Linked DNA regions of Mus musculus: regions 2 and 3 are each linked to region 1. A link is a loop called in an ENCODE intact Hi-C map of the cell type or tissue named here. Cell type or tissue: left cerebral cortex. All regions are shown on one strand. Links, peaks and the distances in the headings refer to the core of each region. The heading gives the core; the rest is flanking DNA. Region 1 overlaps Cwc27 (CWC27 spliceosome-associated protein). Region 2 has its middle 230 kb from the start of Adamts6. Region 3 holds the start of Ppwd1 (peptidylprolyl isomerase domain and WD repeat containing 1).

Evidence for each region. Peaks named below come from ENCODE experiments on the same cell type or tissue, not always from the same donor. Only the 100,000 strongest peaks of a DNase experiment are listed, where the experiment ranks them.
Region 2: a loop joins it to region 1, with 4 times the contacts of the local background. A loop is called at or near these places in 2 of 42 quality-filtered maps.
Region 3: it touches region 1 in a loop (2.3-fold over the local background); 2 of 42 quality-filtered maps call a loop at or near these places.

What each region holds. Positions count from the first base shown.
Region 1 is chr13:104,784,057-104,794,672 of GRCm38, forward strand. Cwc27 (CWC27 spliceosome-associated protein) reads right to left here. Exons shown (of 14, transcript NM_026072.1): 10 at 8,443-8,594. Among named protein-coding and RNA genes, the nearest start is that of Cwc27, 28 kb to the right of the region's middle. In left cerebral cortex, for the core only: a CTCF peak has its summit at 5,839 (motif pointing left); a DNase peak (open chromatin) is centred at 5,832.
Region 2 is chr13:104,511,543-104,522,158 of GRCm38, forward strand. No RefSeq gene overlaps it. Among named protein-coding and RNA genes, the nearest start is that of Adamts6, 230 kb to the left of the region's middle. In left cerebral cortex, for the core only: a CTCF peak has its summit at 6,298 (motif pointing left); DNase peaks (open chromatin) are centred at 6,955, 7,548 and 7,876; H3K4me3 peaks cover 1,256 bases; H3K27ac peaks cover 968 bases.
Region 3 is chr13:104,222,973-104,233,588 of GRCm38, forward strand. It overlaps Ppwd1 (peptidylprolyl isomerase domain and WD repeat containing 1), which reads right to left and starts at 5,872. Exons shown (of 11, transcript NM_172807.4): 1 at 5,634-5,872; 2 at 2,378-2,480; 3 at 120-220. The coding sequence starts at 5,829. Cenpk (centromere protein K) reads left to right here and starts at 5,994. Exons shown (of 10, transcript NM_001377093.1): 1 at 5,994-6,030; 2 at 7,757-7,907; 3 at 9,686-9,742. The coding sequence starts at 7,791. In left cerebral cortex, for the core only: no CTCF peak of the experiment used is centred there; DNase peaks (open chromatin) are centred at 5,626 and 5,907; H3K4me3 peaks cover 1,930 bases; H3K27ac peaks cover 490 bases.

The sequences.
Region 1 (10,616 bases), core at 1,265-9,264:
TGTGGAAGAGAAAGCAGAAAGAATGCAAGAGTTGGATGAGTGATTCTGCTGTAGAAGACAAGAGTTCTAACTGAAGCCTCACCCCAATGGCCACTAGGCTCCTTCCTTCCACAGGCCATCCATAGCACATCCATTACCTGCTACCTTGATCATAAGGCCACTAACCACTGCCATGTGTGTTGCACAAGTGCTGCCATGTTTTCTTGATGAACATGCTGAAGGGAGTTGTCCAGATGTTTCTCAGTCCCAAGGTTGGTGGTTAGTTTTGGATTTGTGTTAACTATTGATACTTACTTACTTATGTATAAATATAATTTATCATTTGTATCATGAAACAAAAAAGAATGTAAGAGTGCTATGAGATGCTGTCTTCTGGACATGGCAAGGTTGTCTATCACCAGCTGTGTCCACCTGCATAAGATCAAGCCAGTCAAAATTCCAGTATGGATAAGAAGGGGTTCATAAGGCCCCGCTATTTGCATTTCATGGCTTCTGGGAGGAAGAAGGCAATTTTTCTTGGAGGATGTGGCCACTGGTAGATTGCTCATACGCCAGTAGACAGGCCCATACCCATGTATATACCTGAGCAGCACTAAACTAGACTCAGTGGGATGTAAAAAAAAAAAAAGAGAGAGAGAAAACATTAACTTGGAAGCTGTTACGTTGGCAGAGATGAGGTGTGGGCATGGAAGGTGGAGTCTAGAGGGCATTTGAGTGTAGAAATAGGGGCTGTATATGATCAAAATATACTGTATACATACATATAAAAATTCTCAAAGAATTAATAAAATGATTTTAAAAAGAAATTATTTTTTATTTTATGTATATAAAATTTTTTATTTTATGTATATAAGTGTTTGCTTCTATGTACACATGTGTACCATATGAGTGCCTAGCTGAAATCAAAAGATGGCATTAGATCCTCTGGAAGTGGGGTTACAGATGGATATGAGCTGCCATGTGGGTGCTGGGAAGCAAACACAGGTCCTCTGCAAGAACAGCAAGTGCTCTTAACCACGAAGCCTAGTAAAACATTACTATTACTACGACTACGGCTAAGACTACTACCACAACCACTACCACTACTAAATATTAGTCTACTCCTGGCCTAGTAAAATTCATTGTTAAATTGTTCCACAGTCTGACATACTTCTCCCTTACCTCACTAATCAGAATATGGTTATATAGCCACTCGCAGCTACAAAGGAGAATGGTAACTGTCTTTTATATGAGTTCAGCTTAACACTGGAAACCTTATACTAAGTAAAGGGGAGGACAGATAATGGGCTAGCTGACTTGGATATACCACAAATCGCATGGAACCTACCTCCTTCTCTAGTATCAATGCCATCATAAGTGAACATCAGACCAAAGCCTGGCCAATAAGATTCTGTCACCTAGGTGATCATATTTGGGACAAAAATAAAGACAGTTTTTCTCTGAAGAGCTGATGTACAATAGGGGGCCCAACTACTGTCCTATGGAGAAATAGATTTACATAAGAGAACAAAACTAACAGAGAACAACAGGGTCTAGCGCTACAGAGGAAGAGAAGATAGACTTTCTGCCCCTGCTTTTCATGAAGAGCTATAGCAATATTTTCATCAGGATTCTGTGTAAGAACCCTGTTCCTTCATATAGAACTCCTTTGTCTGAACTCATTTCCTTACAAGGAAATGATCCTAAAGATATCTCATGAGGAAGTTATCATTTAATGTTCTGTGGTTTCTCCAGCACTTTTGAGAGCTATGGGAGACATCCAGTGTTACCTTCCCTTCCTCCTACATAAAGACTGAGAAGAAAGTGAAGTGTAGAACCACTGGCTTTGGAAAGTCTTCTGTAACTAGAAATTCATATCCCTTTCCAGATTTTGCTAATGACGACTATACAGTCTTTTGTTATGTCTCCTTGCTCTAGAGTAAGACAAAGGTGGAAGGCAGAAAGATGATGATGAAATGTATTACATAATCACAGTGTCCCTGGCAATTCCCATCAACGCAGACTGTGGTAGATTCCATTGCTATTCCAGTCATTCCTATTCCTGCCGTCAAACTTCTAAGCTTCACTCAGAGGCCACCAAGCTTAACTACAGCTCCTGTTCTAGCCACTGAGATGATCAAGTAATATATGGGACGAGATGGCCACCTCAAGGCAGAAACCTTGCAGTCTAGATGAGTCTATCATCGCTCTCCTCTGCCATGTTAAGTTAGCTCTTAGGAAGCTGCATTCCAGGTCCTAGATAAAGCCAATATGGAGCTGACCCAGAGCAAGATAGCTGTTTGTTTTAAGCTACTGAAAAATTTCTCTGTGTATATATTTATGCATACAAATATTTATTTATCTGAGGAGATTATCTAAATTATTTATTCATTTCCATGTCTCCCTCCACCCTCCTCACGTTACATGCATTTGTGTGTGTTTGTGTGTGTGTGTGTGTGTGTGTGTGTGTATGCCTGTGTTGTATTTGAGTGTGTTGGCCTGTGTAGGTGGCCAGAGGTTAATGTCTCAATGTCCTCAATCATTTCTCCATCTTATTTCTAGAAATGGACTTTTGACTGAACCTGATGCTCTCTACTAGAAAGAAAATGCCATGCCAGGCATCTTTAGCTGGACACACTGACTGAGTCCTACTCTCTAGGCTCTGGAGAGGTGGAACAGGTCATTACAGCCTGGGCCCTGGCTTTGCTGCTAGATCGCCATAGACAAAAGTCAAGGCACTTTACCTTCTAGAACTCAGTGTTCTGGGATTCTTTGTTTCATTTGTAAAAACAAGGAAAATACTACAAAGTATATCTTGTATCTTTGTATATACCTTGTAGGTTTATTGTGGAGAAAAAATACTTGGCAAAGTGCCTAGCCATACTGGAAAGGCACAATAAGTGTGGGAAACCAAAACAACTCATTGGCTACAGAAACTACAAATATCCTCAATGAACATGCAAAATCCAAGAGATACCTGAAGGGTGGTAAAGGTCTCAAGAGTTAGGTGTTGATGGAGAGAAGACAGGCCTAGACAGAATCACAAGGTATCATTTCCCTCAGGCCCTTGTACAATGTGACAAGCTTAGTACAAAACAAAGACATTTGACTTGCTGGTGGCCCTTCTCATCCTCCTTTAAACTTTAAATGCACTTGCATGTTTAATCAACAGGTGGGTTCACAATGAGCAGTTAGGGATGACAAGAAAGCAACCAGTGTTTGAATCTTCTTCAGTGGAAACACATATTCCTGGATAGAATACGTCATCAAATGCTGAATGACTTAAAGAATGCTTTCCCGTAAAATTTCAATAATACATTTCAGATATGCAAGTCTATTCCCCATAAACAACAGATGGTACAAGATCAATAGACTGCAACTCTCATGGGTAATATGAATAAACATACTCTAAAGACATGCAAATGCCTCTTGTCTGTTTTGACAGGACACTCTTCCCACAATGTGCATTTCACAGCTTCCTGTCTGTCATATGGAAAGTAATGGTAAAGACAGTAGAGTTGTCACATTTCTGCAGCATTTGCTTGGGTTCGGTATAAGGCGTAGAGTGTGGTTTGAAGGTGACCCCTTGCATGGACTAACCAGTTCTCAGTGAACTGACCTGGCACTTTTTAAAGTAGTATATTATTTCAAACAGCTCAAGGAACAGTTTTATTGGGAATATCCAAAATTCTTGCAATAAAGACCCAAACAGAATAAAAGGAAACTTGCCAGAAATATTAAAGTATGATATGGTTTACATTACAACCAATACTATGCCAGAATTTTCACCATAACAGATAAAGACAGTAAAACAACCCATCTAGTCAGCTTGGGGAGACCAGCAGCATTAATCTGAAGAGCTGAGCTTGATGCACAAGTGCTAGTGTTTAAATAGTGGCTCCAGAAGATGCCTCATCTTACTAGAATGAAGATGACATGTATAAAACCATAGTATTTGTCACTATGTAGCCCAGGCTACCTCAAACTCATAAGTTTCCAACCTCGCCCTCTTGAATGCAGGGCTGCAGGCATGGACCACACCTCTGGCCCTCTTTTGCTTTTCCTAAGTTGATATTTGATTTTTTTGTGTAAAATACACATCACTTACTGCCTATGACACTTCGCACACATGTGAATGCGTCATATTTACTTTCTACAATTCTTAATCTTTCACAATTTGTGTTTGCTAAGAACAGAATATTTGAAGCTGGACAGTCAGTTCTTAAGTGTGAGAAGTCCAAGGTGAAGCAGCATGTAGCTGGTGAGGGCCTTTCGTGTGTGTCAGGTGACTGACAGAAGACGCAAGAGCTTCTTGCTTGATGTATGTGCATGAGTGTGTGAGGGAGGACCAGGCAGGCAAACTCTTTTATCCGTATCCACTGCCAAGATACCTAACCCACCCTTGAGTAATCGCACCAAGGTCCTCAAGCCCTAACAATCACTCCTTTAAGAACCCATCTCTCAATACTGCTGCACTTTGGCGATGCATCCAAACAACACCAATTAGACATCTGCAGATAGAAAGCACTTCTCCTGTATCTTTATGTTTCATAATAGCTCTTACATAGTGGCTAGAGGTAAGAGGAACAAATATTTGAAATTAAAGTTAAGAATAGAATGGCTACTTATGAAATACACATAAAAACCCAGCATCGAGTTCAAGTAAAAGCATGCAGATAGTATTAAAAGCAGGACTGAGTTAGACCTTATTATCTTCTGTCCAACTAAAATGTTTGCTGGAAACACATTTAGACCTCTATTACTTCAGACCAAAGAAATAATTGCAAGTCTTATATGTAGACTAATTATTGAGAATTTAAGCTATGCATTTGTCTCTTTCCCTCTTTTTACTGCCTGCTTCAGTCCACAGCACCGGTGTAAAGGAGGCAGCACCTCCGACTGCTCAGCTCCATCTCGGCCTCTAAGGTCTTGATGACATGGGGGAGACATTTGGAGGCCACACTTTGGGGGCCAAACTGCACATGTGAGTTGAGCTTTTAAATTTTTAAATTTTACTATGCTTTAAAAATTATACTGTCAGCTGGGCGGTGGTGACGCAAGCCTTTAATCCCAGCACTCGGGAAGCAGAGGCAGGTGGATTTCTGAGTTCGAGGCAAGCCCGGTCTACAAAGTGAGCTCCAGGACAGCCAGGGCTACACAGAGAAACCCTGTCTCAAAACAAAACAAAACAAAACAAAACAAAAACAAAAACAAAAACAAAAACAAATTATACTGTCATTTTAAAAATGTGTTATCTTTATTTTTTTTGAAATGTAATTACCAGGCTACTTTTTAAAAAATTGCTAATAAAACAAAATTTATGTACCATGTAAAACTTACACTTCCTACGTGTGATTATCAATCAAAAGTAGAACATATATGATAAGACTCACACAATCTGTAAGTCTGAGACTTAGAATGTTTTTGTGAGAGGTCTAGAATTCCTACAGGGGAAATAATTCAAATTTCTATGAGACATCCTAGTCAAACATTATAAACTCAACCAAGGAATATGAAAGGGACTGAATTTAGTGACAGCTTATTTTCTATCCAACCTTCAGGAGTTATGAAGGTATCACTTTTGACTTTATGTTAATATGTTTATATTTTCCATAATTTAAAGTTTAATTCCTCAACTTTAATATTTGTGTCTTACTACTTGGTACTATTACTGCATAGCAGAAATTACACAATAAAAGGCAGTAATTTCCTAGTGACTGCAACCATCATAACAAATGATATTTGACTAGTCTACTTGTTCCATCTGACATTAGTGTTTATTTTGAATCAGTACACAGATGCTAGAAATAGGAAGCATGACTAAATTGTAGCCTCTGAGTGCCACCTACAGGTGAACACAACTCATTACATTAAGCTTTAGGCTAAATTTCCAGAGATAATCCACAGCCGTGGGTTGACAGGAGAGGAAATAGACATTTTAAACTTTTATCCAGCCGTGGGTACACATGAGAAGAAATGAGAGTTTATGCTTTCTATGAGCCTATAAAATTCTGGTTAGCTTATTTAGTCATAGACCCTCTTCTGAGAGAGGAGTGAAGGATATGGACAATAAACCTTTGAGTGAATACAGAAGTGGTTAGAAATAAATGTTTGCTTCATATTTTCTAAGAATATTTACCAATTACTTTACTTAAAAGACAAAAATCAATTAATATCCACAATGTTTATATTCACTCGAAACTTAAAAATAAACATATCTATTTAAAATGTACTTATTTAAAAGGACCTCTAAAATACAGAAGTCAGAAGACAACTTACGGGCATCAGTTTTTTCCTTCTACCATGTGACATCCTTACTAAAATCTATAACCACTTTTAGAGAATTAATTGTCCTAAATTCACTTTCCTTAGCAGGCTTACAAGTACTTTTAAAAAAGGGGTTTTCCCCTAATACTGCGAATGTACAAAGTACTCATAAACATAATAGTTTAGAATTTAATGTATGTTACAATGTGTCAAAAGTAAACTTGTAACGCACTAAGTTTCCAGTGACAGAAGGGACGTGCTCTGGATTCACACTTCACCCTTATGGAAGGCTCCCTTTAGGAGTGACAGAACCTGTTAAGGCAGCCACCACCTCCCATGCTCAGACAATGACAAATGTCCATCAGTCTTCTCTCTCCTCACCAAGTGTGAGTGGCCTTCCACTGTGCGATGCTGCATGTCCACACCCCAGTATGATGTTGTGTGCTGACTAAGCTTTTGGGGAGGTAACGTAGACTCTATGATGAAATCAGTACAAACCAAATTGGTTAGCACTCTGCTCTTTGACTATAGCTTCTACAAACCATGACCAATAGGAATTGCTTTTTTTTTTAAGATTTATTTATTTTATTTATATGAGTACATTGTAGCTGTCTTCAGACACACCAGAAGAGAGCATCAGATCCTATTACAGATGGTTGTGAGCCACCAGGTAGTTGCTAGGAATTGAACTCAGGACCTTTGGGAGAGTAGTCAGTGCTCTTAACCGCTTAGTCATCTCTCCAGCCTAGGAATTGCTTTCTTAATTAGAACTTTCATCAGTTTTTTTTTTTTAAGCTGCCACAGATTACCACCTATCAATCAGTCTCCTTATTAACTATAATCAATTCATTCCTCACCTACTAACATCTCAGTGCTCCCAGCATCCTTATGGTCAAGGTCATATGCCTACACTATCCACTCATGTCACGTCTGCACAGCATGACCACACACAAATGACAATTTTTGAAAGACAACCCTTTATGGTAAGGATGAACACAATATTGAAAAATGCAATGTTTTTTCATATGAAGCAAACCATTTTTAGTCACTTATGAGAAGTGCATTAAAACTATGCCTTAATTAGTTCTTATAGAAAATTCAGTTGTATTAAATTATAACTTAGTTACATGGCATATAATTATTTTAAATTGTATTGAAGCCAACAAGATAGAGTTCAGAATTTAAGAAATATCCAAACATACATACTTAGATATACCATATATTAGTGTTAGCTTTGCCCACTAAATGTTTTTAAAAACGAAAAAAAAGAAAAAGTTGTATTTTAAGCCTAATCTAAAATAAATAAAAAATTTAAATATATATACCTTAAAAAAGAGGGAAAAGATTAAAACCTGTTCAACAATAATTATTTGAATTGCAGGAAAACTTGCTGCCCAGACGAGAAATGAAGCAGCCTGTAAGCTCGCTGCTGAGCACAACAAGGACGTCCTCAGGAGAAGCTCTGCGGCTCACTTTTCATTTTGGTTAACAAAGCAAATATTCAGGGAAGTCTGCGAAGGAAGGAATTGCCTCGATGTTTAAGCTTCCCCCACGAGGCTGGGAAACACGCACACAAAGTTACTTATGAAGTTCTATTGTACTGCATGCATCGACTGAAGAAAAGACGTCCCATGTCTTTGTAATACAGTGATTTTTAAGATGTATACCCTAGATTTGTAAAAAAGAGTCATGTAGGGAAGAAGGGGGGCTTTAAACTGAGTCAAATTTCAAAAGAGCAAAATGTTAAGGCACAAAATCCAACAAACTTTTAACACCACACAGAACTTCCTGCCGTTACTGAAACTTATTCCAGAATGCCAATGACAGGTGTGAGGATTTAGTCAATCGGACTTGAAAAGACATCTAAGAATGGGTTCAGCCCACTTTACTCACCATTTGGAAAAATTTTACTCACGTAAATTTTTGAGGATGTCTCCCATATAAATCACTCAATGTTCTCATTGGTATTAGTAAACACAATTTCGTACATGCAGCTAATATACTGTTTACTGTACATTAAATTTACTCTGATTCTGGTCTCTTTAGGTCATAAAGACGCTGGTTTTCACAGCTGGAGCAGTTAACAAGCATTATGCAATTGTGAGTTTACAGTTTAGTGAACAGAATACCGGTCCCAGCTGGAAAAGAGAGGCGTAAGAAGAGAGCACAGATGCCCAGAGCACCGTCCTGACTCACCTTCGGCTTGCCGGCTTCTTCTCCCCGTCTCCGGCTGACTTCACACTGGCACTTGCATCTTTCTTTAACCGTTTTGCAATTCTTTCTCTCATCAAGTTCTTCTCATCATCTTCCATGTATTCGTCACGCTCTGCACTGTCATCCTCACCATCCTGTAAAAGCTGAAAGTGAGTAGCGTCTGGCCATTGTGTCCAGAGACTCATCTGAAATGCTTGCTGAGTTCTAGGCCAGGTTTGTTTAGTTTTGAGTCAGTAAGGTGCTGTAGACTTTTCTCCCTTCGGGATGACCCCTGAATTCTGCTCTAGGCAAATAAGATGGGATCCCAAGGATACTTAGCCCCCTCACTCCCAGCTCTTCTGTGTAGCGCCCCCTTTGTAGCACCCAGGGTTTTGTGTCTATACACAAAATCCAGCAGAATTGTGGTTCTGGAGGCAGCTGACCAACACAACATCAACCAGGAATTGATTCAAGAAGAGGTGGGGTAGGGTGAAGGGTGAGGGGTGAGGGGAGGCAGGGCACTGCACTAAAGAAGCTGAGATTTAAGCACCTTGGGATAACACTACCAGAGTGCTCCTCACAACAGCAAAACCAAACCAAACAAAACCCCCTTAGGCTCCTATAATCTAAGACACTAATCACTAATCTTCAGAAAGCTTTGCACCTGAACTAGCTACCTTCTCCGTGACATTTTCTCCTTTGAGTCATTTTCTTTAACCTGAAACACTCTTATTCTAGATATCCAAATGCCTACTTTCTTCCTGTCCTATCCCCTTAGTGACATATTTCTTGACTGTATTATTAACACAGAATTAAAAAAAATACTACTAATAAATAAAACCTTCCCACCTCATATTCCCCTTCCCTCATATTTCCATAGCACTTACTATGGTTTTTGTTTCTCAGACAATTAAGGAAAATACACCGTGACAGCAAAAGCTCTGGCCAGCTGGCTTACTATTTTCGCTTTAGTTTTAAAATATCTCCCAGCAATGCTGGAGGAGAGAGGGGAGAAAGAAGAACTACAGCAACGGTGTGCTTTACCTCCTGTGGTTCTTTGGGCTGCTGAGCCACAGGGAGACAGTCCTGACTTGAGAATTAGGAACCCTACAACAGTGATTTGCAAAGACTGGCTCTCAGATTTCCTGGATAGTTATTTGTTAAAAACATAAAATCCGGGAGCTGGCAAGATGGCTCAGTGAGTAAGAACGCAATGCTGTTCAGAAGGTCCTGAGTTCAAATCCCAGTAAACACATGGTGGCTCACAACCACCTGTAATGAAATCTGATGTCCTCTTCTGGGTGGTGTCTGAAGACAGCTATAGTGTACTTATTTATAATAATAAATAAATCTTTAAAAACAAACAAACCATCAAGTCCACCCAGGCATAATGGCACCTGCCTTTAACCCTAGCGTTTGGGAAGCAGAGGTAGAGGCAATCCTTTCTCCCAGAGTTGGAAGCCAGCCTGGTCACAGAGCAAGTCTAGTTCAGGCCAGTCAGAACTAGACAGTTGAGATCCGATCTCAAACAAACAAAAACAACAACAAAAAACAAAAACAAAAACCCACATATGAATATACATTTATACATTGATTTTCCTATGTAGAAAGTGTCAGTACAGAATCAATCAGATTATTACTTGATTACTTATAAGTACAAGTCTTGTTGCAGATTTCATGAACCAATAATCTCTATGGATAAAAACTTCACACCTTTGGCAAGATACTCAAGTTATTCTTAAGCACAGACCTGTCATGTTTGGGCCTCAGCAGATATAAAACAAATCCTTTGCAAAGTCATAAGATTCTGTTTGTGAGTGTAGGACACTTTCTGGGGAAAGGATCCATAGACTAAATCATTCCTAAGCTTTGGCATCTAAAAGTAGTTAGAGCTTTAAATGACCTTACTCTACCCATAGACTGAAAAGCAAAGCCATATCCCAGCCCATACTATTGTAACCAGATGCTTCAAGATAACTCATCTCAAAATATACAAATTGTTAATGAATTTTCATCTACCACACACCCTCAAGCCTGTTCTCTCTTGTACCTTGCTAACAAGGCCACTAAGCCAGAAACGTATGGTGATCTCAGACTCCTTCCTCATCTCCCTCCTCAAGCATTCCTCCTTCAGCAACTTCCCCATAGCTCCCTTTACCCTACTTCCTCTCATGGGT
Region 2 (10,616 bases), core at 1,403-9,402, 270 kb before region 1:
AGACTCACACATCAGGGAAATGCTCTCCTACTAAGCTACACCCCTGCCTCTCCACCCTTCATCTGGAGGCCGTGTGCTACATTTTTGGATATTCCTGTAGGTAGGAGGCTGCTCCTCTTGACTGACCATCACTTAGTACCACACTGCTCTGTGCCCTCAGTCCTGCAGTGTGCTTGACCCTAACATCTGCTCTCCTCTAAGCGATGCGACTGAATATTCCAGTAAGGTTTTGAGTACAGCCTTGACCTGTCACCAAAACATCAGTTCTACAGGAAATCATTCACCGAATCCTGAGACTCTCACTGTCACCTGAGAAAGGAAAGCCCTTATTAGCAGAAGCTGACAAGTTCCAGGATCCATAAGAAAACACCTCAATAGTGGCAGCTGAGGCTGTCTGTAACAAGATGGAATAAGCCCTCAAAAATTAAACTGTGTTTTTAAAATCACCAAAGGACATCACCGACCACATTCTTCACTGAAGGCTGCACACAGTACTTTCCTACCCACCACACTTACTCCGTCCCAGGAAAGCAAACAGAGGGCACCCAGCATGGTGGAATGAGACCAAGGGGATCCACATGTGTAAGAGCATCCTTCCCTACACACAGAGCAGTCATAAAGCTTCAGAGGGGTCACCAATGTTGGCACCCAGGAAGATAACAGAAATGGCTTGAATATTATGTAAACTGGAGGAGGGACCTGGGTACAGAAGAATACAGCATGAAAGAGGACAAGAAGCTAGGCTTGGGGTGTAGTTCAGTGGTAGAGTAGCTACTTAGCAAGCTCCAGGTCCTGGATCCAACCCCTTAGGGGTAGGGATGTGAGAGAATGAAGTGCATAAAAAAATTGCTATGACTGTGTTGCTCTCATATGAGAGCTGAAGAAAGACCAGCACTCAGTGAAGAGGAGCTTAAATATGAAATATTGAAATGGGAAGGCAGAAAAACTAAAGGATAGATATGAAACTTCGCTACAGAGTGGACAGTGGCTTGCCAGGAGACCAGCTCTGAGAACTTTCGCTGGCTGCTTTCCTTGTCTCTGTGACTGAATTTCTGATGGGAGCAGCTTATGGAAGCAGAGGTTCCATCCTTAGATTGAAAAGATACCGTTCTGCATAGGCAGGGAAGTCATGGTGGAACACTCGGAGCTTCAGGGCTCAGCTGTGGGAGCCTGAGGCTACTTGCTCATGTCTTTGTGGATCAGGAACAGAGAGGTCCTTGGGATGAAACAGAGGAAAAGCCAGAACGTGTTAAGACCCGTTCCTATGGAACTATGACTAACCAACTAGGCTTGGGTCCTGAAGGTTCCACAACCTCCCCTCCTCGCCCCTCCCCCCCAGGAACTCATGCTGGAGTTCATGTGTTCAAACATGTGAGCCCAAGAATTTTAGCTTACATCTTAAGCTAAAATTCAGTATCTGGTAAGAGAGAAAGCACAAGGCAGCCACAGCAAATATGTGAAGGAGACAAATGGAAGGACTAAGTTGACAGGAGATTGAAAAGGTCTGGCATCTTACTTTTGGGGCATCTGCACAGTTCTTCTCCTCTAGAATGGCATTCTACCCCCTAAACCAGCGGTTCTCAACCTTCCTGATGCTGCGACCCTTTAATACAGTTCCTCATGCTGTGATGACCCCCCCAACCATAACATTATTTTTGTTGCAACTTCCTACTGTTATGAACTGTAATGTCAACATCAGTGTTTTCTAATGGTTTTAGACAACCCCTGCGAAAGCATCATAAGAACCCCAAAGGGGCTGTGACTCACAAGTTGAGAACCACTGCCCTGAATGAGCCTTGCAGAAAATGTGTGTCATGAAGTCTTGCTTCTTTGGTATCTTAATTAGGTTTCTATGAACAAAACCAGCTTAAGAAGGACAGGGTTATATCACTTTATACTTCCAGGTGACCACCCATCACAAAGGGAAATCAGGGCTGGAACTCAAGGTAGGAGCTGATGCAGAGTTCATAAAGGAGTGCTGCTTACTAACTTGCTCCCTGTAGCTTGCTCGACCTGTTTTGTTATAGCACCCAGGGCAGCACTACTCACAATGGTCTGGGTCCTTCCACACTGATCACTGATCAAAAAATATGCGCTATGGGCCAATCTGGTGGGTCATTTTCTTGATAAAGTTTCCTTTTCCCAAATTACTTTAGCTTGTGTCAAGTTCACATAAAATTAGCCAGCCAGCACACTTGGCAACAGCTAAGCAGGTGAAACCGTGGTATAGATGGCCAATGGATCCTCTTAAGACATATGAAGTTCATATGTTAAGAACCTTCATGGCTTCTGCCAGTCTATGGTTCTCAGTGACCTTACAGGACACCTACATTTGAGCTCTGTGGGTGGACATCTTCTGCTATAACGCATGGAGGTACAGAGAATGTTGGCTTCACAGAGAAAATCCAGCCATGCAGAGGTGGCCAGAGCAGAGGGACCATCTGGCTACCAGGCAGAGCAGCTAGCTACTTTAGCTCCAGACAGTAGTGCAACATCTGGTTCCAGCCTTGTGAGAGATGACTCTTCCACTGATGTCCCATGAGACCCTCCTGACCTTTATGTCACCCTCTTCTTCACTCCACTGAGCTTATTCTTGTATGAAATTCCAATTCTATTTACTCATCAAGAACCCTTGAGGTCAAATGAAGAAGCCTAGACATTTTTTTTCATGATGTGTGGAGACACTGCCTAACCAGTGAGGCAGAAGTTCTTCAACCACACTTACAGAACTCAGTGATCGACACCTGGTATGTAATGACCACTCCAGTAAATCATCAGATGGGTTTTGGCTTATTTTCTGTTGAGAATCCAGCTAGGTTTTCTATACTACTCATAAACCTCAAATCTTCCTGCCCCAACCTTTCAAGTGGCTACAGGCATGGGTATCACCACTTTTACCTAGTAAGTGGTTCTTGAATTAAAAATTCAATCTTAGACTTAAGTCATTTGTGAGATACCACTCTGTAGCCCCATAAGAGAATAAAGAATCCTGAGAGAGAGAGAGAGAAAAAAACTTGTTATCTCTCACAATTCTTCCAGAAACAACTGATCTATTATGTAGTACATTTTTCATCTACATAGTATGCTTTTCAGATTATATGTATATATAATATAATAGTGCTTAAATGGTACCAAAAGTCACTTTTAATGTACTCTCCTTATAACATATGAGGATTAGAGATAGACATAATACACTCCCAAGTACCTTAATAACAAATATGCAAACACACGATGAAAAATACTGGTGTGGACATCTATATATTTCCTTTCAAGTAGCACAACGTTTCTCAACTCTTCCTATTGTCTTGTATTTGGACACTGTTAAGAGGAAGAGAGTAAGGACACAGATGAACTAGAGTATTAGCACATTAAAACACTGTGGCAAGGATACATCATTAAAAATTGACATCTTTGACCAGATAATAAGTGGCCCAGTAATGCCACTACAGTCTGGCATCCACCCCTAAATTGGTGTTGATATTAGACCCCTCATGTGATGGTTTGAAAGTATGGGAGTTATGGGAGATGATTAGGTCTTGAGGATTGAGCCCTCATGAACACTAGAGTGCCCTACAGAAGGGGCTCTGTAGAAACACAGAAAAGGAAAAAGATTGTAACTAGGATACTGGTTAGTGCTCATAAGACATGGTTGTTGATGCTTTGACTTTGGGTTGCTAAGGACCACAAGTAGTAACTTCCTGTCGATCATTAGCAACCCAGGTTACAGTTCTCATCTCTACAACACTCATTCTGTATGGTTTCTCCCCCTACTGATAACAGAGCTAGACAATGGGTCCATGGCCCTAGAGGCCCAGGCTGCCATGAGCTTCAGCATGTCCTCTTTTGTAGGACAGCTAAATTATCTCTTATGTAAAATTCTTTGGACTCACTGGGTTTCAGATATTGAATTTTTCAGAGTTTGGAATATCTGTCTAGACTTTAAAATCTATAATGGTCTAGAACCCCAAACTTTTTAGATGTCATACCAACATGTTTTAGATTTGGGAGTGTTTGATTTGGATTGGATTGGATTAGATTTAGCCTTTTGTTTGTTTGTTTGTATGGTTGATTTTTTAGACAGAGGCTCCAGTAGATCAAGTTCATCTTGGAATCACCAAGTTGTGGAGGGGGAACTTGAATTACTATTGTTAGAGGAGTGGGCACAATTCTTGGACTGGGGAATCATATCCAGGACTTCATGAGTGATAAGCAAGCAATTAACCAATTGAACCACATCTCCAGGTTCAATTTCAGAGCATCTTTTATTTTCAATTTTCAGGTTAAGGATGATCAACTTAATATGAATTGCAAAGTTTCCTTTTTGTTGACATGTTGGATTCCTGTTGCAAGTAATACCAAGAGTCTGCCCCGGGACCTGCATGAGGCAGAGCATCATCAAACAGTTCATCTTCTTCAGGAGACAGTTCCACAGGAAGACAAAAAGCAGTAAGTAGAGGATAGTCTATAAACTGCTTTCACTGTAATTCTCTCTTGCCCCAGGGCAGGGGGCAGCCCGACCATGCAGAGTCTGAGAAGTTTCTTTGAAGCCCAGGACAGGATAGGTCCCTATGGCACGTGGTCTTAAAGTTGCACTGCATCAATTATAGAACTCTTAACAATACAGCAACCCCCTGAAAAAGTGAGACATGGGAAAATCAGCCCACACAAGATTTATAAGCTGAGCCTCTACAGGCTGTCCTGTAACCACTGCCATTTCTTGGGGTTGTGGCTGCTTTGGCATCCATCTTTGCTCTTGACTCTTGGTGGCCAGCATCAAAGTCTCTTGGCTGGTGGCAGGCAGTGCTTCCTGTCTCCCAAAATAACCAGAGGTCAGAGGTCATAGTTACCACCACCCAACAACGCTCGCCTGCTGCTGGAGCCACTGAGCAGACGGAAGCAGTGGAGGAATTGAAGACTGGCCGTGTGATTTTTGTTTTGTTTTGATTTGTTTTAATAGAGTAAGGTCCCTTACAGAGAGAGAGAGTGACCAGACAGAATTGTATTCTATATTCCTGAAGAGAGAGAAAGAGAAAGCAACTTAGCAGTCATTTAGTTATGATTTAATATTAACAAGCTCCAAACTTTCAAACCCCCTTCAACAGAGCCTTTCACCTTCCAAGTGACTTCAGCTGCTTCAACACAACCCCCTCTATGTCTGGGGCATCAATTTGATTTACAGAGCATTTCAAAATATTTATATATTTTTTAGGGTTTCCATCACAGCCTCAGCCAGTAACCTGCTGTGTTTGAAAATGTCTGGGCAGTAATTGTCATTGTTTGCAACAGCTATTTTGGAGTCTGGAGAGTACTGTGGCATTTTGTAGAATCTAGGAATGCAATTACCAACGTTGTATACACGATCCAAGTGGCTTTCTGGCTTCAGAAGCTCCACCCCAGGGGAGAAGGGACAACAGCAAAACGTTTGTTTAATTTTTCTCTTGTAGTCGGTCAGTGATAGGTGGATTATATTAAGGCCAATTTGGCAGGAAGATTATTAGGGTAACAATTCCTTATAAGTACAAAACAATGTTGAATTAAACAAGGAAGAAAAATATGACCAGGGTGAAAAGCTCTTCTGACCCAGGGTCATATCTAAGTGTCTGGGGAAGAAATCAGATACCATAGGGACGTCTGGGTCCTGGAGTGAGTCATCCTTCATGATGCAAGGGATTGTTTTGTACCAGTTAAAAGAAAGAGCTACAGTGCCACTTAAAAATGACCTGTTAACAGTTAGGGGCTTTGTGTTTGAAGGGGGGGGGGGGAGACAAACCCCTATTGAGTAGGCCATTTTGGACCGTGTAGGTCAGTGCGCAGGTTCCCACTTGTCGTAGGGGATTGAGGTGTCTTAGATCTTATCAAGTTTTGAGGGGATAGGGTTACTCCCAAATGATTTCTTCTCTTCAGTTTTATTTATGTAATTTTTTTCCCCTTTTAGATGTTATCTGCAGACTGCAATGCTAGCTAGCACCCTTTCCTAGTGAGAAACAGAGTCTGGAAACAGAATCTCTTGACTTCCAGGTGGGCAAATGATTTGAGTAACTCCGAAGCTCGAAATAAGGATTTGTTAAGAAAGATCTTAAAACTTAAAACCATAACCTGCCCATGGTTGGGTATACCTTAGAGGTAAAACACGATTTCAGCAAACAGGAGCCCCTAGAGTCCACCCCAATCAATAAAAGGAAAGAAAAGGGCTGGAGAGATGGGTCAGGGGCTAAAAGCACTGGTTGCTCACCCTGAGTTCAATTCCCAGCAACCACACGGTGGCCCGCAACCATCTGTAATAGGATCTGGTGCCCTCTTCTGGTGTGTCTGAAGACAGTAACAGGGCACTCATACATAAAATAAATAAAAATAAAATCTTTAAAGGAAGAAAGGGAGATCACTAGTTTGCGAGTAACCGCTCCCGCCCCCCCAAGGCTTTGTATGTCTTCATTCCCGTGCCTGTGGGGTGTTGGGAATCTAACGCCCAGGAAAACAGAGCCCTCTGAGCTTTAGCACTGTATGGGTAACTTGCTCCCAGCCACATCTGTCCTTTGATGTGAAGTTTTGTTTTACAGCTGGCTTTTAGACAGCCAAGAGGTCTCAGGTCAACTACAATGAAGCGCCCTAGCTAGGGTCCTCGGTAGGTTATTGAGGTCCATGACTTCCGGGCCAAAGAAACCCGACCCTGGCATTCCTGGGCTCCTGCGTGGCTGGGACCTTTTTCTAGTTTATTTCTCCGACCAGCTTCTTCACCCCTGCATGGAATCACACTCAGGACAGACGCCTCCACCCCACCCTATCCCTTCCACCCCCATGAAACCCCCCGTTTGTCCTGAAGCTCCGCTGCAAGGGGCCCGCCAGGCTCCCCCAGACATCTATGACAACAGCAGACGCCGCGCCAGGAGCACACACGAGCTGTCTCCAAGCCGGATCCTTGCCAGCGACTCGGTGGGGGGAAGAGCTGCCTGGAGAAGGCTAATCATTCCCAGTCAGGCTGGCTGCAGCCCACTGCGGCTGCGCGGAGGCAGCTGTGGGCCCATTGTTCACGCAAGCAGTGGCCCAGGGCTTAGGGAGGACTCCAGGCCCAGACTCGGTGCTCAGAAGTGGTCAGAATTATGGAATTTAAACTGTCCACCACTTAAAGGAGTGGCCTCATGTCCAGTATCTTGATAAATCACCCAGAAAGCTGCAGCGGGAAGCGATGATCTTCAGGGAGGATCTTGATGGTTTTTTCTTTTCAGATTATGCACATGACCAAGATAAAATACCTTTCAGAGTCTCATTTACATAAATTACATGGCTCTGAAATGCCAATTTCGTATCCCGACAGGTCTGTCTTTCAGCCAAGGGAGCTTTTACATGTGAGTTTCACTAGGTAACTCCACCCTCTTTCATCTATACTTAGTTACACTGGTTTGTCTTTTATTACTGTAAGCATGGCTTTGGAGTCCAGGAAATGAAAGCATTGGTATTTTGGTTCATTTATTCATTCACTTTAAAAGGAGACCAATACTTTTGTGATGTAAAGATGTTTCCGGGGCAGCAATGGCAGCTTTTGCCGGAAGAGCGGATTTAACAATAAATTCATTATTCTTGCAGAATTTTTCTGGTGCCAGGAAAGCAACGTGAGTGGAGCCTCACAGGCTGGGATGGGGGTGGGAGGCTCCGAGCCCATGGGAATTCAACCAGCAGAAAGGACTTCAGACCCTCCTGGGTTCACTGCAATCAAGCGAAAATAACTCCCACCACAAAATAGCAAGTTAACTGCTTCTCAAGTGTAGATAGCCGGAGATTGGAAAAGGGATGAGTTCACAGTTGGTATCCCGTCTAAACTGCACCCCCACAGTTCCTGGCAACAACCAGGTAGGCTTGGTCCACTATAAAGGGGGCTGCTTGGTGACTAATTTAACCCTCAAGTTCTGTCTCCTCCATTTGCGGTCACGTGGTGGAGGTGAAAGTCCCAACTTATCTCGCCTCCTTCTGGCGGTCAGTTCCACCAGAAAGTGTCCCAGAACTGCCAATCACCAGCACCTTATTAGCATACGAAAGACTTTATCTCGGCAAAGGTTGGGAGGAATTTAGGAGTAAGCCCAAGTCACAGTGATAAATACAAAGACAACAGACTCAAAATACAAACAGGACAGTAGAAACACCAAAGAGAATTTTAGGTAGATACTTGTAAGTTGTACCTTAAAGTAAGTACAGGTGGAGCTTGTAAGGCTTGATATCATACACAAAAATTGTAATGGAGTTTGAGATGAGAACTGGGTCCAGGATGATAATTATGTAGTTTGGATCATTGAACATGGGGGGGGGGGGGTGTCCCTCGATTCAAGGAACACCTGGAATATTCGATTATTTTAATAAGAGTCTCTGAGCTACCCTGGTTTCTACCTTTTTAATTTCAAGACCCTGTAGTTCTTCAGTGGACCACAGATGCATATAAATAACTTTAGTCAAAGTAATACCCAAATCATGGGATGTGGTGTTGAGACAATCCTGTCTCTCATAAGTGAAAGCTTCTGACTTGTGGGTGTTATGACCAGTAGAGTTTATGCCAAAGTCCGTGGCTGCAAACTTTTTGCCATGTAGTAGGTCCCTGGTTTACTGCAATGTTACGGATTTCCATGCTATCAGAGTGAATATTTCCATAGGTGATAGTTTGGTCAGGTAGAGCTCTGCAGAAATGAAATACAAAGTTAAACCTGAGAAGGCTAGGCTGACTCCATGACAGGCTTCAGATTGGCAGTTCAGGAGACGAGGCCTACATCCTTGTTTCCAAGAACTGGGCAAGTCCAGGCAAGTCCAGGCCTCAGAAGCTGCCCTGCCACCTGGTCTGAGGCACGGACAATTGGGTCAACAGTAGTTTCCAGACCTCTCCAGCAACAGTTTCTAGCCCCCACACCCAGGTAATGGTTCTGGAATGTCCCTAGAGATGAAGCAAGATAATGTGCTTCCCCTAATGTGCTTTAAGTCTGGCCTGCGAGTTCACTTGCTTATCTCTCTATCTTGGTAATGTGAGACCCTAACATGCTGAACTTCTGCAGAATAAAACACTCTTTGTGTTTACACACTATTTGAGACCAGGGTATCATTCTTCAGGGAATCGTGAACTCCTACCACTCAGACCATGTATTTATCTCAGAGTGAATCATCAGCCCTTCCACAGTGGAAGGCACTCAGAGTAGTCAAGCAAGTGACTCACAGGTCAGCTTGAGGGATGAGAACGTATCCAAGTCTGTTGCTGGCAGGTTGGATATGCAGCAGTATAGAGACCCTGAGTATTTATCTATTGTCATGTCAATTCATGGACTTCACCTCTGCTCCTGAGGGCACTTTGCTCATTGTCACTGTGGTAAGCGATGACAAATGTTGGGTGCTACATCTCTTCTTTACACTTCCATCTATGTGCTCTAACTGGTTTTCTTGTTGTTGTGACAAAAATACCTGGAAAAAAAAAGCAATTTAAGGGAGAAAACACGTGTTCTGGCTTACAGTTTGAAGGGATACCTTCCATCATTGTAGAGAAGGCATGGTGGCAGGTGCAAGAGACCAGCTGGTGACATTGTGCCTACAGGCAGGAAGAAGGGAGCAAAGAATGCTGGTACATAGCTAGGTTTCTCCTTTTTATGCAATCCAGGGCCCAAGCCCAAGGAATGGTAAAGTCCACCATTGGGGTGTGTCTTTGCATTTCAATTAAACTAATCTAGATCATCCCTTGTAGACACACCCAGAAGATTGTCTCATTAGTAATTCTAAATCATCTCAGGTAGACAATAAAGTTAACAGCCCCAGGCCCAAAATCCATTGTCCCTTAATCTTAATCTTCCTTCTCTTGGGCTCCTGACAAGCCAGCTATACCACACACTACTTCCAATGAATTAGATTACATTCTATCTTGTGGCCACTTCTCTGACCACACACACCAGTCCAAGTCTTGCCTGTGCCTTTTCTTCTCAGCCAGTTCTCACAACCACTCTAAAGCATGTAGTAGTATAACGCATCCTTTTTTTTTTCTCTCACATACCAAGCTGATTAATTGGTGAATCAAGCTTGATTTATTTTTTTCCTCCTCCAGGAACTAGTTGTAAGGGTTGTAAACCCAGAATGAGATGAAGAAGGGAAAGAGGGGAGATGATGTAACAATGGTGGGTGACGCACAGGGTTGAGCCCCCTGTTTATCCAGATGGCTTGTGTCCTCTTGTCCTGCTGTTGTACCATTGTGGGTGGATTCCTACAAGGTCCTCTGACTCACTAAACTGAAATCTCATGTAGGATGAGCAATTTTTGGTGAATAATTTCACATATGAGTAGTTTTAGACAGCTGGTATTCCATGCTCAGACACTCAATCAGGGCTCAAATATGTCTTCGTTTTCTCAACAGAGGTTAAATGTTCCACTGTGGCTAAGACAGTCTTGATTCATAATCCTGGGGATCTGAACTTGATTGTGTAGGTCTTGTCGTATGCATCATTTTCTACCACTGCTTTTCTGGGGTGAAATCCATAGGTTCTGGAAGGTGATATGATCCAAGCTCCAGCATGGCTAGCACTATAACCTTTTCTGCTTAGACCCCACACTACATAAGTAAACTTGCATCCATAGACTAAGGCTGGGAAATATGGCTCAGTTGG
Region 3 (10,616 bases), core at 2,617-10,616, 560 kb before region 1:
AAAATTAAAACATTCTGGTAAATACAAATAACATAAAGATCCACGACTCAAAGAAAAACAGCACAATATTTTAAAGACATTTTAAAACAGTACAGCTTAGAAAATTATAAAGCTCTTACCAAGGTGACTACGAAAATGTTTAACAAACTCAATTCCTTCTTCTATTTTTTTCCAAAATTTAACATGTCCATCATGACTGGCAGTGATAATAAAATCTGTTCTGTATACATAAAAAAATTTAAAGTTAACTTCCAAAATAGAGCTGAGTAATGTTAAAGCAAACATTGACTGACAGCATTTGGCTACTTCAATAATAGGCTTTTTGTTTTTTATGACAAGTTATCACTCACTATGCAGTCTAAGCTAACTAGTTTTGAATTTCTGACCCTCCTGCCTGCCCCTGTCTCTATGGAGCTGGATTTATAGGTATATCCTACCACCTCCAGTTTGGCTTTAACTATTTTGACTTTGTTTTTAAATTTTCCTTTACAGGGACCATTGTAGGGATATAAGCAACTAATATGAACCCCAAGAGGTAGGTTTCAGAACTGAAAAAGGATTTACCATTAAACAAACAAATCATGAGTTGGGCCTGGTGGTGTAAACCCAGCTACACAGTAGGCTGGAGCAGGAAGGTTGCCTAGGCCATAAACAGGGTGCAAAGCCAGCTTTCACAACTTAACAAGGGAGATCCCATCTCAAAACAAAACAAACAAACAAAAATGGAAATCTCTGTTGGAATCATTAAACTTTAGTATTTATTGCTAAACTGAACACAGTCTTTTAAGGAGAAAATTTTCTACATTTCAGAAGACTATAAACACCCAAACTACTTTCACATATAAAAAAGTCCAACATAAATTTATTTCATATTATTCAATGTATTTTAGTTAAGAATCTAAAAGATTTAACAATTTTTTCTATCACACATATAAAAACTGAAACCATTTATTCAGCACAGTGCATATATAGTAAGTATTTTATATATACTAGTACTTTGACAACTACATTTATTCACACTACACCACATCCATACACGGTGAATAGCTTTAGATTTACTTAACCACAAAAATCACAGAGACATATACAAACACAGACAGACACACACACGAAAAACCAGAAACAAAACAAAAAAACAAAACCAAAAACCAACCAAACAAAACACAACAACAATGAAACACATAACTTCTTGTTGAACTCTGCAGCTCGGGTTAGAAAAGCAGTGCTAGTATCTACCGGTTGCTTTATACAGTAACAAGTCTAAACTGCGTTTGGTCAGAATTATTCTATTATTATACTATTAAAGCTTTATATCTCAAATGCAATTTGTTTTAAGAGATCAAGAGTAGACTCTTCTAAAGTATTCCCTCCAACGTTGATAATCACTGTCAATATAATCTAAGCCCTAATTAAAACTCATCCACATTTCTACAACAGCTGCCTGTTCTCCTTGTTCCTATTTTTGCCCTATTTTAATGCATTAGTATGGCCAACGTGCTCCTTTTAAAAATAGGAATGTGATGTTACTTGCTCACAGGTCCAAAAATCCAAATAAAGAACAGAAAGCTAGAATTTAGCATATTAATTTTTTGCTTTAGCTTCTTCTGCCCCTTACTCTATTCCAGTTTTCTCACTTATAAAAAGAAAATTTTAAGATTCTTAAACTATTAAGATAAATGAGATAATTAATGAAATATAGCTCAAATAGGATCTATACATATCATGAGCTAAAAAATCAGGGGACCATTTTTACTGTTATTACCATTCTTTGAAATTTCCTATACATCCATTTTGAAGGTCCTCTGATAATTCCAGGAGGTTTGAGTTACATTATCTTCTCTATAAACACCAAAGAGGCCAATTTATTACCATTTCTATCTTAATACACTTTCTTCCTAGGAAAGCTGATAACATGATTCAGCCATTACTGACTTTTATCACCAAATATACATACACATACTAGGATGTTCTGTCTGACATATTTTATTTTAAATAAGAAAACATGCAGGGTTTTGTTTAAGTATTATAGAATTTGCAAAATTAAATCTATGAAATCCCCAAATTACTTCTGTAAGTCCACTCATAATTAAGCTTTAGATTTTTTTCTGAGAATGTATACTATGATATACTTGGGGCTGGAGAGGCAGCTCAGTAGTTATGAGCACCGGCTGCTGTTTCAGGGGACCTGAGTTTAATTCCTAGCACCTACATGGCAGTTTACACTTTACAAAGGTCTGTAATGCTGATTCTGAGAGATTCATTGCACTCTTTTGGCTTCTGTAGGTATCAGGCATGCAGGTGGTGCAGAAACACATTCAAAACACTCATGCGTATAAGATAAATGTAAAATGTAAAGGACAAAGTATGACACACTTACTTGGTACATACCACATGTGTGATAACATCTCTGTGCATGTAACTGCGCTCATACATGGATGCACTGGGGAGATTATCAAGGTAGACTCTTTCGAACTCCAGAACTGGGGGAGGGGGTCAAAAGTATTTTTAGTGAATGAAATTAACATGATTATTTAGAATTTTCTAAATTTTTATATTACCTTCTACATTTTAATTTCTTTCAATAAACATATGGGATACGAAAATCCAGTATTTGTTAATACCAGTTATAACTTTTATTACTTCAGAAGTTAGTATGTCAGGTTCCCTGGGATTATATAAAAACTGTTTCAAAGACTTTATGTCTGCTGCAGTGTCTGTCAGGTGTGTACAGGCAGGAACCCAATGAGGCCAGCAGAGGATGGTGAATGAATCTGAAATAGAATTCCAGCTGGTTTATGAGCTGTTTCCTGTGGGTCCTGAGAACCAAATGTAGGTGTTTTGCAGGATCAGCAAGTCTTCTCACAACTGAGCTTCTAGCTCCTGGTTCAAAGTTTTTGATAACTGTGAATGGTTCTGGCTTAATATGAATGTGTAAAGAAATATAAAGCTTTACGGAAATGATTTCTATAACCATATAGAAACTAGTAGTAAGTGTTAATGTAACAAAAGCTGACAGCTATTTGTAAGATGTATGTTTAAAGACATTATTCCTCTATTAAAGAGTCAGTATAAAGACCTGAAACATAAAAACAAACAAAACACTTAGCTGTTTATAGTTGAGAAAATCCTAGCAAATCTACTTGAGTGCCTTTCAGATAGTTTTCTAAAGTATAACACCTAGAAAAATGGAAAATCGATGATCATCAAAAAAAAAATCTTAATTTTATGATGAGCCATGATCAATTTTTAGAAAATGCACTGTTTCCAAATAAAAAGATCAAACTTGCCTATATAAAGCTAGCAAATTAAACATGACCAACTATTAGGTTCTTGTTACTGCTATGTGGCACACTCAAAATTATGTATGACAAATTGCTTTTCAAATTTTTTTTAGTAACAGAATCCCCATTTTTATGTGTGCCTAGTAAAATTTTCTTAAAATGGCCTTTCTTGGGTTCTTGTAGTAACTGTATAGTAAGGGTTAGGATTAGCATTTTGTGATAATATACGTATATGTATATAAACACACACACATATATACATACACATTCTTAAAAAGTTTTCCTTTCTTCCCTTCTTCAGTTTTTCAGCTTGGAGCTAGGTATTAATTAGGATTACAGCATTAATTCTAAGAGCCCAGGACAATGAAAATGAGGGCCATATACCAGTCATCTTAGGGCAGGACGTGCCTAGGAACATTGGAGTCACACCAATCCTGGGCTGCTTATTTCATAAAAGTGGTACTCCAGTATCTTTTTAATGCTGTTGTTTATTGGAATTTTCTGTAGTGAATATTTTCCTATATTCCAGATTGCTTTTGTTGTTCACTAATTCATTTAAATATATTCAAGGGAACATGCACAGAAAGAAGAGAAAGACATAATTATTTTCCTTAGGAAATAGTTTATTTTAAGACAGGCAAGATGGCTCCGAGTAACAATGCTTGCCTCTGGCAACCTGAGTTCAATCTTTGGAATCCACACAAAGGTGGATGTAGAGAACCAACTCTACAAGGTGACATTGTCCTCTGCCCTCCACTCTTGTACTAAGTATAAGCGTTCCCACCTCTCTGGTCCCACCAACACATAATATACCTGACACCCACATAGTATACATGCCTGCAAAACACCCTTACACATAAAATAATAGTAATAATAATAATAAATGTTTAAAAAATAGCTTAACTCAAAGTACTATAAAACAACCATATATCATTGTGAACATATACACACAAAAGTCTAATCTTGCCTACATTTCCAAAAATTTTAAATCACTAAGCACCTGTCATCCTCCCTCAAACTCAAACTCCATTGGTTGGCTTAAAAAAAAAATCTGGCTAAGGGAAAAGATTTTTCACATGATATACCTATTCCTGTCCCAACTCTATTGTTCATAAGACACTTGTTTCCTATGTCAGCATTTCAAAGTTTGGTTTTTCTTTTTCATTTTGTTTCGTTTTCCTTCCTAAATTATCCTTCCATTCTTTCCACCTAAGCAGTTCTTGTAGTAATATTTAGGTGAAATAATAACAGCACAAATGTTATAAAATATTCATTTAAACTTGTATGCAAAACACTGTATTGAAGTGTTGGAGCCGAAAGTACAAGATCCTTGTTCTTACATGATTAGGCTAGTAGTGTTCAGGAAGTCACATGAGTAAACACACAACTACAAAAAGTAGTAAGTGCCTCGAAGGCAAAAGCAGGATTGGGCAGAAAAAGTAAGGAGCTAACTAAAGGGTGTCACTATCCAATGTTCAAAAAGCACTGACCTAAAACCTAGACCTGTTAAAAAGCTAGCATGGTTAAAGGAGAGAAATGACTCCAGATAGAGACACTTCACAGTATCTGGACAGGAACGTAGAGGAGCCCTTGCTCAAGGACAAGGTAGGGTTTTGAGAATGGACAGAATTGGGAGTCCTGCTTGGGGAAATAAAGAGAGACAAACTGCCTCATAATCCATGTTAAGGTGTTTGGGCTTTGTTCTGAAAATAAAAGATTTTTAAATAGTTCCACAGTCAGAATTGAGATTAACGCGTGAGCGAACGAACACACACACACACACAACCCTAAGACATTTATGAAAAAGTTCCTAGAACAGTCTTTAAAACAGTAAATATTATCTCTTTACCAAACTTTAATATTATAAAATCTTGTTATTATTCACGTTAGTGGCAAAACTTTACTATATTGTCTCGAGTATGGCTTCATATCCAGCTAGCTTAAGCAACTTCCCCTGAGTTTGAAAATTCATTACTAGACGAGTCAGGGTTGAAAGCTTAAGTGTTTATGATTCTGAGAGCTCCTTCCCACACCTGCTCAATCAATATTAGGAATTCCAACTTCACACAGCAGCTATGAGGTCAAAAAAAGCATCCAAACACAGAAATACAGACAAGCACTAGTTTGTATCATCTCTGACAGTCAGGAATCAACGGTGTTCCTTTTTTTTTTTTTTTTTTTAACACGCCATACTAACACCAATTCACTCTTTAGGGAGGAAATGCAGTGAAGATCGTCCGTTCTAAGTGCACAAACCCACAATCTCACTCCCGCCCGTGGGCGTGCTTGAGATCAACCCTCCCACTCGGCCGGAGTAGCCGTCCAGCTTGCTCGCGGGCTCTCCGCTGCTACCTTTCCTCTTCTTGGCAAGGGTTGCCTCCACCGGTAAAGGCCCGACCCAGCGCTCTTCATTCTCATCATCATTTTCTTCGCTCCCCGCCACTGCCAGGGCCGGTTCTCGCTCGCTCAGTTCCGTTTTTTCTGATCCCTCTGGGTCTCGGCGCCTTCTCCTCCTCAGCTGCGAATCGCTCCCACTCTCGGTCGCCATGTCGTCCGAGGCGTTAGAAGAGACGCGACGACCGAGTGAACTAGGTTTCCCCGAGCCGCGGCGCAGCTTTTGTCCGTCAGCTGCCGGAAGCGCTTTTTGATTGGCTGCGGTGGGCGCAGCTGGTCCAATCAGCGAGCAGCGCGCGTAAACAGCGCGGCTTGGCTGTGTTGACGAGAGCGCTGAGGAGGCCGGAGGACTGAAGTGAGTTGAAACCGGCTCTGACTGGCAAAGGCCCCAGTTTTCTGTCAAGGAGGATGGCAGCTCGCGGGTTTGGGGGACCCAGGTACCCCCTAGATCGGACGCTTACGCCTTACGAACTGGAGGTCTCGCGCTTCTCGGCCTCTCGGGCCAATGCTGTTCTAGAACCTACCTGTTTTTTCCCGAAAAAGCCGAGGGGCGGGGTTGGAAGGAACTTTTTGTTAAAAAGAATGAAGTAGATTTCTATCAGCTAAACTATATATTGAAATTACTGTAATTTATAAGGTGGCCTCCCATTTAGAATATTCTTTTTGACTTGGAATGTGTATGTATGTGACGCGAGAAATTCACGAAGGGCCTGCGTGTTACGTTCCCGCGTCTCCACCTGCCTGCTCTATGTTTGACGATTAGCATATAGTCTATGAGCCTTTGCTATTTCTGGATCTTTATATTTCTGTATAGGTCTAGAATTTCCTCATCAAGTGCGACAGAGTTTTTGTCGCCTTTAAGATGTTAATTAAGATAAAAGAGGACAATTTGGGGGGAGTTGACATCTTCGCGTTATTGACACCTTTAACCTAGGAGCATGCTACCGTGTTCTGTCTATTCCAACAACAAAGCTGCATCCTGTACCACTTCTCCGTTGGTAATTTACAGGTTAAGCAATTTAAGACTTAAAAATTCCTTATGAGTAAAAAAATACATTGGGGCGGTGTTTATTCTGATTTACATCTGATGTTGTAAACTACAGGTCCTCTCTACATCCTTAAAATTACCTAACTGTACCTCATGATACACTATCATCTTTACAACAGCCATCTAGTAACCTTGCCCTGGATGACTATATTCATTAATATGCTATCTTTTGTTGTTTTAATTGGGCCACTAGTTAGTAATTTAAAGTGGGCTACTATCCAAAGTTGCTTTATATTCTTTGAGTTTTCTTAAAGACAAAAACAAAAAACAAAAAAAACCAACATTCTGTAACCTTTCCCCCTCTCCTCTTAAAATTTTGTTTGTAAACCTTATAGCCTTTATGTGATAAGCTATTTCTCTGAACCCTGACCCCTTCTGAGATAGGATTTTTCTTTTATGTCCTGACTGTCCTTGAAAGGACAGAGATTCGAATGCCTCTGCTTCTGCTTCCCAAGTGCTGGGATTAAAGGCAGGGGTCACACCACCTGGCTGTATCTGCTCTTAAAATTCAAATTCCTTGATACTTCCTCACAGTGGATCACCTTAGGTTCCATTTCACTTAGTTGGAAGAAGTAATTCAAACACACCTTCCACAAGCTCTTACCAATACATCTCCTCACCTACCTGAATTTTGCACTCTTGTTTTTCTACTGACTCTCCTGTTACAATGGAACTTTTTAAAATTTAAATCCATTCTTCATTAGGTGGACACTTAGTTGATTACATATCTGGGCTATTGTGAATGGTGCTATAGTAAACAAGATTGTAAACATCTTTTTAACATGCTAGTTTCCTTTGGATATATATCTAATAGTGGAATTACTGGATCCTGTGGTAGTTCTGTTTCTAATTTTTGCTAACATCCATACTCTTTTTTTTTTTTTAATAATGGCTATATGAAAATATTCCCTCCAACAGGTGCGTGTTCATGTTTCTCTTTTGATAAAAAGGACTTTTTGTTTTTTTAGTCACTCCTACATTCAGCAGATAGTTGTTTAATGCATGTGTCTTTTTTTTTTTTTTTTAACGTTAGTAGTTGCAGTAAGGTGAAGAAAACTATAAAGGATATGTCAGAGAATAAACAAGAAGTACATCCAGATACTATTACAGATGTGGAAGCTGTTATAGATACAGAGGAAGAACTTATTAAAGAATGTGAAGAAATGTGGAAAGACATGGAAGATGTAAGTTTCAACAGATAAAAGTGATATATTAATATAATTTTACATAATTGACTTAGGAAAGAAACCGTGTTAGTTTCCGCATAACTATTTTTTTTATAAATTATTTGTATAGATTTTATACCTAAAAGCATTCTTTTAAAAATTTTTATACTTGATAAGCTATAGAAAGAGAAAAAAAATAATGGTAGTTTTGGTTCTCAGGGAGATTTTTTTTGCTTATAGAGGTCATTCATAATATTGTATATAATGCACCATTAAGGGTATTATGGTAGAATGCAAAAAACTATACTTAGGAGAAATGTGTAAGGCATTATGAAGGAGTCAAGGTTACCTTTCTACAAGAAGTAAATGGATAATTAAGAGCCTGTGAAATTAGGACAAGACAAAAATGGAAAAGTCCGAATGTATAGTTTAAAGAGGTTAGAGAAATCTTGGTAAGATTTTATGGAAAAATATATACTAGGAAAAGGAAATCTTGTGAACTGAGACTGTAGAGAATTAGCTTGGAATAAGAACATGGATTTTGTGGAGTGGGTTCAATGGGAGATCATTAAAAGGTTGAAATTCACTGTGAAATGATTGGCTACATGAAAACAACCATTTTGTTGTGTTTTAAGACAAGAGTACAGAAACAGGATGCTTTAAGAGAATCTCGTAGTCATCCTGGTAAGGCCTGATGAAGGCCTGAATGCTGTCATTGCAAGAGTGAATTCAATAGATTCTAAGAAGGTTGGAACTAAAGGACACAAAAGTTAATAAATGCCAGATTAGAGGAAATCATGAATCATTTTAGTACCTGTTTGGGACAGTAGATGTTGACTGAATTAGTATCCAAATTAGAGAATATAGCTGTAGAAATAATACATAATTAAGAGTTATGAGTGAAACAAATATAGAAATTAAAATGTTGACCTTGAAATTATGAACTTTTTTTTTTTTAGTGAGATAGAGGCACTTGATACACTATGCTATTTTGGTAAATTTTTTTTCTTTAACATATGATATAAATCACAGACACAAGTAATATCCTACTTCAGTAAAGCAAGAGGGGTGAATGAATTTTTTATGAATATAGAGAGCATCCTGCTCTTTTCACTAAACTTTATGAGTATGAACAATGAATAACATATTTTACAAAATTATTTTGTCAAAAATCCTTGGTGCTTTATGCCACTACTATATTTACTAAATAATTCTTATAATTCTTTTTTTGTTGTTTTCCACTATAGAAAATTGCATTTTACAAAATATCTTTAAATTTTACAGAAAATTACTACAATAAGATATGAGGACAGATAAGACTTAAGCTCCTCATATTTTAACGTATCAGACAACCATTAACATTGTTTGGTATTAAAGTCAGGCAAATAATATTTCTTTGAGGCATATCATGTTAACTACTTATTTGTTTTGTTATTATTCTATAGTACTTTTTTCATGTGTTTGCTTACCTCCCATTATGTGGCTTAGAATTCATGCAAGCTAGTGGGTGTTCTAATAATCACTGTTTTAGAGAGAGAGGGGAATGCAACCAAAGTTTCTGTAGGTGCTCTACTACTTAGCTACATATACAACTCTTCCCTTTTCCTTTTGATATACTCACTTTGGAACCAGTTTGACTGCCATCTTCATCTTATGTAAAAATTTAAATAAATTCTGTAAGGCATGTTTATATGTTTTTAGAAAGGATGTTGTATTGGTCTTGTTTACAAAAGGGAGAAGGGAATTGTCTATAGTTTGTAAGTATATCACTTGTTTTTCTTTATTTTTAAATCAAGTGTCAGAATAAATTATCACTTATTGGAACTGAGACACTCACGAATGCAGATGCTCAGGTATGAACTTTTTATATTCCACTCTAGAAAATAGGTAAGCAGAATTCATTCTTTTTGTACAAAAAGTTTATGTGTTTATATTAACTCCAATAGAGCCTTGTTAATATTTATATTCTTTTTAAATTAATTAGCATGGGTGTGTGTGTGTTTGTGTGTGTGTGTGTGTGTGTGTGTGTGTGTGTGTGTGTGAGAGAGAGAGAGAGAGAGAGAAGTCCTATTGTGTTAAGAGTTCACAAGTGATCTTTTGTAAGTTTGATGATTCTTAAAGCAGATGCGTAGGACTCTATGTAGTCTACTTGTGGCTGAGATTTATGGTAGTGAAAGGATGCATTGTCAAATCAGCAAGGGAAAAAGGTACATGGGATAAAGTTGAGAGGAAATAAGATGAGAACTTTCAGGAGTTGTCTCACAATATAGTCATTTACCACTTTATATTAGCCTATCAACTTGTGAGGTGAAACATTGTTTACCCTTAGAGAAACTTGGCATCCAAAACTCTACCTTGCAGATAATCAAAATACCAGAAGATGCTTGAATAGTTTTGGCATTGGAAGCCACTCTTAAAGAGTTCGTTTTTTGGAAACCATCTTGAAATCATTCCAAGTTCACAAATCCAAGGCAAGGGCTGATGTATGTGCAGGCCTTTTAAGAAGTAGCAGTTTCTGCTTTGCTTTGATGACTCATTTCTGTATGCATAGTACCTTCATACCTTTAGCACTCAAACTCAGTTTTCTGTGATTTGTTTTCAAAGGCAGAGTCTCATTTAGCATACTCTGGCTTTGAACTTGCTCTGTTGCTGAAGCTGATCTTGAACTGAGTCTTAGAGGACTGATTTGCAAGCATATGTCACTATACCTGACTTAATTCTTTTCTG